2 separate regions of the Mus musculus genome follow, and region 2 is linked to region 1. A link is a loop called in an ENCODE intact Hi-C map of the cell type or tissue named here. Cell type or tissue: heart. All regions are shown on one strand. Each heading gives the region's core, and the rest is flanking DNA. Links, peaks and the distances in the headings are about the cores only. Region 1 has its middle 17 kb from the start of Gm51764. Region 2 has its middle 23 kb from the start of Rnf217.

The links. Peaks named below come from ENCODE experiments on the same cell type or tissue, not always from the same donor. Only the 100,000 strongest peaks of a DNase experiment are listed, where the experiment ranks them.
Region 2: it touches region 1 in a loop (7-fold over the local background); 4 of 42 quality-filtered maps call a loop at or near these places.

What each region holds. Positions count from the first base shown.
Region 1 is chr10:31,464,175-31,467,101 of GRCm38, reverse strand. No RefSeq gene overlaps it. Among named protein-coding and RNA genes, the nearest start is that of Gm51764, 17 kb to the right of the region's middle. In heart, for the core only: a CTCF peak has its summit at 1,080; no DNase peak of the experiment used is centred there.
Region 2 is chr10:31,631,375-31,634,301 of GRCm38, reverse strand. No RefSeq gene overlaps it. Among named protein-coding and RNA genes, the nearest start is that of Rnf217, 23 kb to the right of the region's middle. In heart, for the core only: no CTCF peak of the experiment used is centred there; no DNase peak of the experiment used is centred there.

The DNA of each region.
Region 1 (2,927 bases), core at 111-2,610:
CAAGTTTCTTTGAGTGAACCACACATAAGTTTATGTGAAAAATCAAGAAATTAAAGCCACAATTATTACCAATGGCCTATAATCTCTCCTTATTTTCCCTCCTTCTTTTCTTTCCCCTCTTCCCCCTCTCTCCTTCCTCCTCTTTTTCCTCCCTCCTTCTTCTATAGGATGCTTTCTTGATCCAATTCAGTTAAATGTTACCATTTCATTTCAAGAGTGGCTGAGAATCCCACAAAGCCATTTTCTTTGTAGCGTTTCTTCCTTTGTTGTAGCCTCTCTAGCATAGCATGTGGTGAAATGAGCACCTGGCATGAGTGTCGTCTGTGGTGGTAAGTTAGTCCTATGGACTCATTCTCTTGTTTCCATAATGTACATATAACTGTAAACACATGAGCCATAAAATAAATAAATGAAATGAATGTCAAGCCTTTGTAGCCACATGCTGCTTGGTATGCTGCCTCTGAAACCCTAACTTAATACTAGATGGAGAAATGGCATACATCATGAGTATTTGAGGTGTGTACTTGGGTCCAATGAGAAAGAGCAGGGTAAGATAAGTTGAGTGATTTTATTGTGCATCTGTCATTGTTTATTCAACTGAGTGAAACTGAAGCTTCAGCTCCAGATAGACGTTGTTTGAACCAATTATGCCTTACATGTGTTTGGAGGAAATTCAAGAATCTCCCTAGGTTTCAATCAAGGCATTGAGAACAAAGGGTGCGATACAACATGAATCGTGCGGTTATTGCAAATTGTAGCTGAGCTAATCCATATCAGACCCTAGGACAGTGCGTGGAATAAGGTTGGATGCAATGTAAACCACAAATTGAAGCAAAGCAACATAAACATTTTTATCATCTGACATATCCTATCTACAAAATAGAGATAATAACATCTCATTTTAAAGATATTGTGAGGAAAAATGAGCTTATATAAGAAAATTGGCTAAGAAAAAGTGCTTAGAATGGAATACATAATCAAGAAATGCTGGCTCTTATTCTCATTGGTATTTCCATTGAAACAAGGGTTTCCTTTACAGGCTTATTTTAGCATCCTTATGATTTGGCATCCCCTGGTGTTCATTTTGGACAACACAGTTTTGAATCTATTTGTAATCGCTAATTCACAAACTATTTTGCCTTGTCTAGATGAGCTGTGAGTTTTAAATATTTCTATTGAAATTGATTTATTTTTAAAGTATTTCATACACCAACTTTTTATCATGAAAAATGAGTAAGATTTAATATACACTAAACAATAGCCTAATGATAAACATAGAAAAAAATAACCTCCTATAACACTTTGGAAACTTAATTCCCTATTGGTGGATTTCATGGTATAAAGAGTTAAGGAAACTTCACACAGAAAAGCAAGTTTTTAGAATTGAATCTGCAAGATTTATGAAAAGTTACTTTGGAGGACAGGGGTGATAGCGTTTCCTCAACAGATACTAAATGTACGAACACAGGAAGTTACAGAGTCACTTGCCTCACCGAGGAAACTGAAAGCTGCTACAAATGGCTGACTTTGTATGCAGATCCTGACTGGACCTGAGGCAGTACTTGCAGTGGTCATCGGGAAAACAGAGAACTGTGGGCTTGCTTGACAGAAAGTCATTATTTAGTCTGTAAATGAGGCCACTGCATATTCACAATTTCCCCTCAAAACTCAATGCTTATGATTTGTCGTATGCATGAGTGTAGGTGTGTATGTGTGTTTATGTGTAAGTGAGCACATGCGTGCATGTGTTAGTGTGTGATGTTAGCAGATAAGTAGGTTGGAAATCAGGGGAGGTGAAATAAAAAATAATAAAATAGAAAGTAAAATTCTGACTATATAAGAGGAATAAAAATGATTTTTTTTCCTCTGCAGGATATTGAATTTTACAAGCAGCCTGCTGGATCAACCTTGCTTTTAGATTGATTTCATTCATCTTTCAGAAGAAGCTTCTGTGCTCATTTGACAGACAGTAGCGGGCAGTTGTGAATTTCCCATTCTGAGCTGGTTAGGCTGTGACACTGCCTGAGAACTCCTGGAGCCTGTCCTGTCCTATCAGCTTCCTTCAGTTTTAAGTGAATACTTTAAACTGTTGACCCAGCTCATGACCGAAAAGCTTTTTTTTTTTTAATTACTCCAGTGGGAAAATAGATGGACTAATAAATAGAATAGATATGCAAAATATGTAGCATCCCAGCAATGGGTATGAACATCTATGCAGCTTAGAAGAAGCCATCTTTTTGGCCAGGCAAAGACTTTCCAGTGCCAACTCTCTGGGGTCCTCCAAACTCCTAAAAGCAGCCCTTTGCCTATTATCTTATAATTAGTTTTTAAAATTTATATATATATATATATATATATATATATATTCTCCTCTCATACATCACATTCCAACTGTAGTTTCTCCTCCTTCTCCTCCCCTAGGGTCTCCCTCTCCCCCTCCTGTCTCCCCCAGCTCTTACAAGTAAGCACAATTAACTTATTGGTTACTCAGAGTGGATTTGATAGAATCCTACTTTGTCACTGAACCCTTATAAGGCTGCGGGCATTATTCATGATTTTCCAGGAAGAAATTCTCATCAGGGTGCCCCACCCAGTTCTATCAAAACATTGCATTTTTACTCATGTGGTATCCGTTTGTTTTTTTTTTTTTTTTAATAAAACTCTATAGAAATGATCCAAGCCTGTGGTCTGCTCCAGTTGGCATGCTCCTTCCTTCACACTGTCCTGAAATGTCCACCCCTCCTTCCTGGATAATTTATACTGTTGTCATACACACCTTTCTAGACCAGACCAGCCTTTGAACACTGCAACAGAATGTTACTTTCCAAGTTCACACTTGGGAATCCTACAACTGAGTTAAGAAACAAGAAACAGGTTCAAACAATCTTGGTCTACAAATTTACATTGCACTCCATTCATAGTTGTCC
Region 2 (2,927 bases), core at 262-2,761, 170 kb before region 1:
TGTGTGTGTGTGTGTGTGTGTGTGTGTGTGTGTCCAGAGGAAGGTGTTAGATCCTCTGGAATTGGAGTTACAGATATTTGTGAGTCACCTGATGTTGATGCTAGAAACCAAACTTGGGTCTTCTGCAAAACTTCTGTAACTACTCAGCCAGCTCTCTAGCTCGGGGGATTATGTTTTTGAGATGGTCTCCCTCTATCTAGCCTTGAATCCACATGCTAAGGAAAAAAAAAAACTGAAGGGAAGGAAGAAAGGGGAAGGAAGGAGGGGTGGAGGTAATGGAGAAGAAGAAAGGAAGAAAAGAAGGAGGGAGGAAGGAGGGAAGAAAAGGAGGAAGAAAGCCTGTGTTAAAAACTTTACAAAGCACGTGCCTTTAATTTCATACTCAAAGGCAGAGACAGGCAGATATCTGTGAGTTCTAGTCTGGCCTGGTAGCCTGGTCTACATAATGAGTTCTCAGACTGACAGAACTATAAAATGAGATATGTCCTTTAAAAAAAAAAAAACTAATAAACCCTCAAAACTAAACATCTGAACTTTGTGATCATGGAGAGTTAAATTAAAATGCTGCACAACACAGCCAAATTAGCTTATACTAATTTAGTCCTTTGGAAAGTCATTAATTGTTCACCTCTATGTCTGACCTAACATCCTTGTGATCATCAAAAGGCTTTAAAATGTATTCTTAGCAACCTCCTGCCTTCTACTAATCCAAAGCTAAAAATATTATCAGATAGTGTGGAGATGTGTAATAGAATTTTCTCCACTTGGTGGTGGCCTTGTACCTGCATCCCTGTGGTCCCAACCAATCCATTTTATATTTTTAAATCTTTTTATTTATTTTTATTGTATTTTATGTGCTCTGCTTGCATGCATGTCTGTGTACCACATGACTGCGGTGACCATAGAGGCCAGATGAGGATTTTGGATACTCTGGAATTAGAGTTACACACAGTTGTGAGCTGCCATATGGGTGATAGGAATTGAACCCAGGACCTCTGGAAGAATAGCCAGTGCATTTAACCACTGAGCTACCTCTCCAGCTCTCCATCACCCACAATATATCTTATAAATGTCTTGTTTTGTGACTTTTTTTAAAGGTTTATTTTGTGTATATAAGTACACTGTAGCTGTCTTAAGACATACCAGAAGATGGCATCGTATCCAATTACAGATTGTTGTGAACCACTATTTGGTTGATAGGAATTGAACTCAGGATCTCTGGGAGAGGAGTCAGTGCTCTTAACCACTGAGCCATCTTTCCAGTCCTTTGTGACTTGTTTTTTTATCCTGTACCTATAAGATTTGAAACCACTTCTGCAATAGAACATGATATTTGGGATAACCTGAATCTTTACTATCAGGCTCTAATCACCCATATTTGCTTCTAGAATAAATTGTCTCTCATGCCCTTCGAGCTTGAAGCTATGTTTTTACATTGACATAGTCTTTCTGTGTGAGCCTCACTAGTACCAGGATTACAGATGTAATAAGATCTGGCATAAGATCTTTTTTTCTTAAGCAGAACCAGTCTAGCTCCATATAGGGGTAACGACAACTTTTAACTTATTATTTCATACTTGTTCTTTTCCTTACATTCCCCTAAAATTAACTTTCTCAGTGGAAACTTATATACTGAATCAGTTCTTGGGAATTGCCCTGATGGTAGCATAACCTTACTCAGAAAACAAATTTCACCTGAATTTAGATCTTTATATGGTATATTATAAACCCCAAGTAAAGCAAAGTGTCTTGCATTTTAAAAATTTTAAGTATATTTTGAAAAGCAAAATATATGCTTTTTCAAAAAGCAAAAGTGGCTTGTGTTTTAGAATTTCAAGCATAGTTTAACGACTTACAACATAAACATATATTGAACATCTAAATAATGTATGTTCAAGGCTTGAGCCTGGAAAATGAGTCTCTTCTCCTAGAAAGCTGGTCTTAATTTGCATTGAGTTTCAATGGCTTCCTTAAGCAAACACCTGGAGGTCTTCCAGTCTAAGAAAAATATGTGTCCACAGACACAATTCTGCAAACACAGTGAGCATTTGGCAGATTTAGAAAGGTTGAAAATTGGCCATTGTCCAGACCTCAAGCTGTTCCCTCTGTTATTCTTAGGCAGAAAGCTCAAGCAAGGTCCAATATGCCTTTTCTTGAGGACAAAGATCAATGCCAGAGCCTGCTAAAATCTGACATTTGTCCAATAGAGGAGCGCCTTTGTCACCACAGTCATACTCTGAGGTTGGGATACTCCTAAACAAGCAGATTTAGGACACTGCTCAAGTTTCTGAGTTCTGAAGTGAATCTCCAGAGCTGCTTGGAGATAGAGCTATGGTAGGTACAGGCTAGAAGGAAAGCATGGGTCAAGTACTTCTGGGTGTTTCTGTCCCATTTTTGGATTGTGGATCAAAGGGTACCTTAATTCCCCTCTTTTCTATTACATCAACTACAAATACTAGAGTTAACTTAAAGAAAAACAATCATTGATAGTAGATATAGAAAAGGGAGAATATGACAAACATTATTAAACAGCAACAAAAAAGAAGCAACACTTGTACATGTCAGGAAAATGTTAAATTATTTAGAATGATAGAGGTTTATATAAAGAGTAAATGCCTGAATCTGGAGAAGTGGCAATAGTCAGACTAGATTCTCGTGGGTGTTTGTCTGTCCCACAAGCAGAGAACTCTATTGGACACTGCATGATGTGGAAAAATCCTTTATTGGAAATGCATTTGTGTAATGTGACAACAGGAAGAAGGATGGGTAAGAATGCCAAAACAGAATAGAGTTGCTCTAAGAAAGAGGTGAGCAAATGTAACCATTGGCTAGAAATTTGGATCAGTAGGTGAAATTGCCCAGAGTGCTGTGAGGTCCAGTTTGACCACAGCATGTGGTGATAGGAGACAAGACTGATAGAGGTAAGG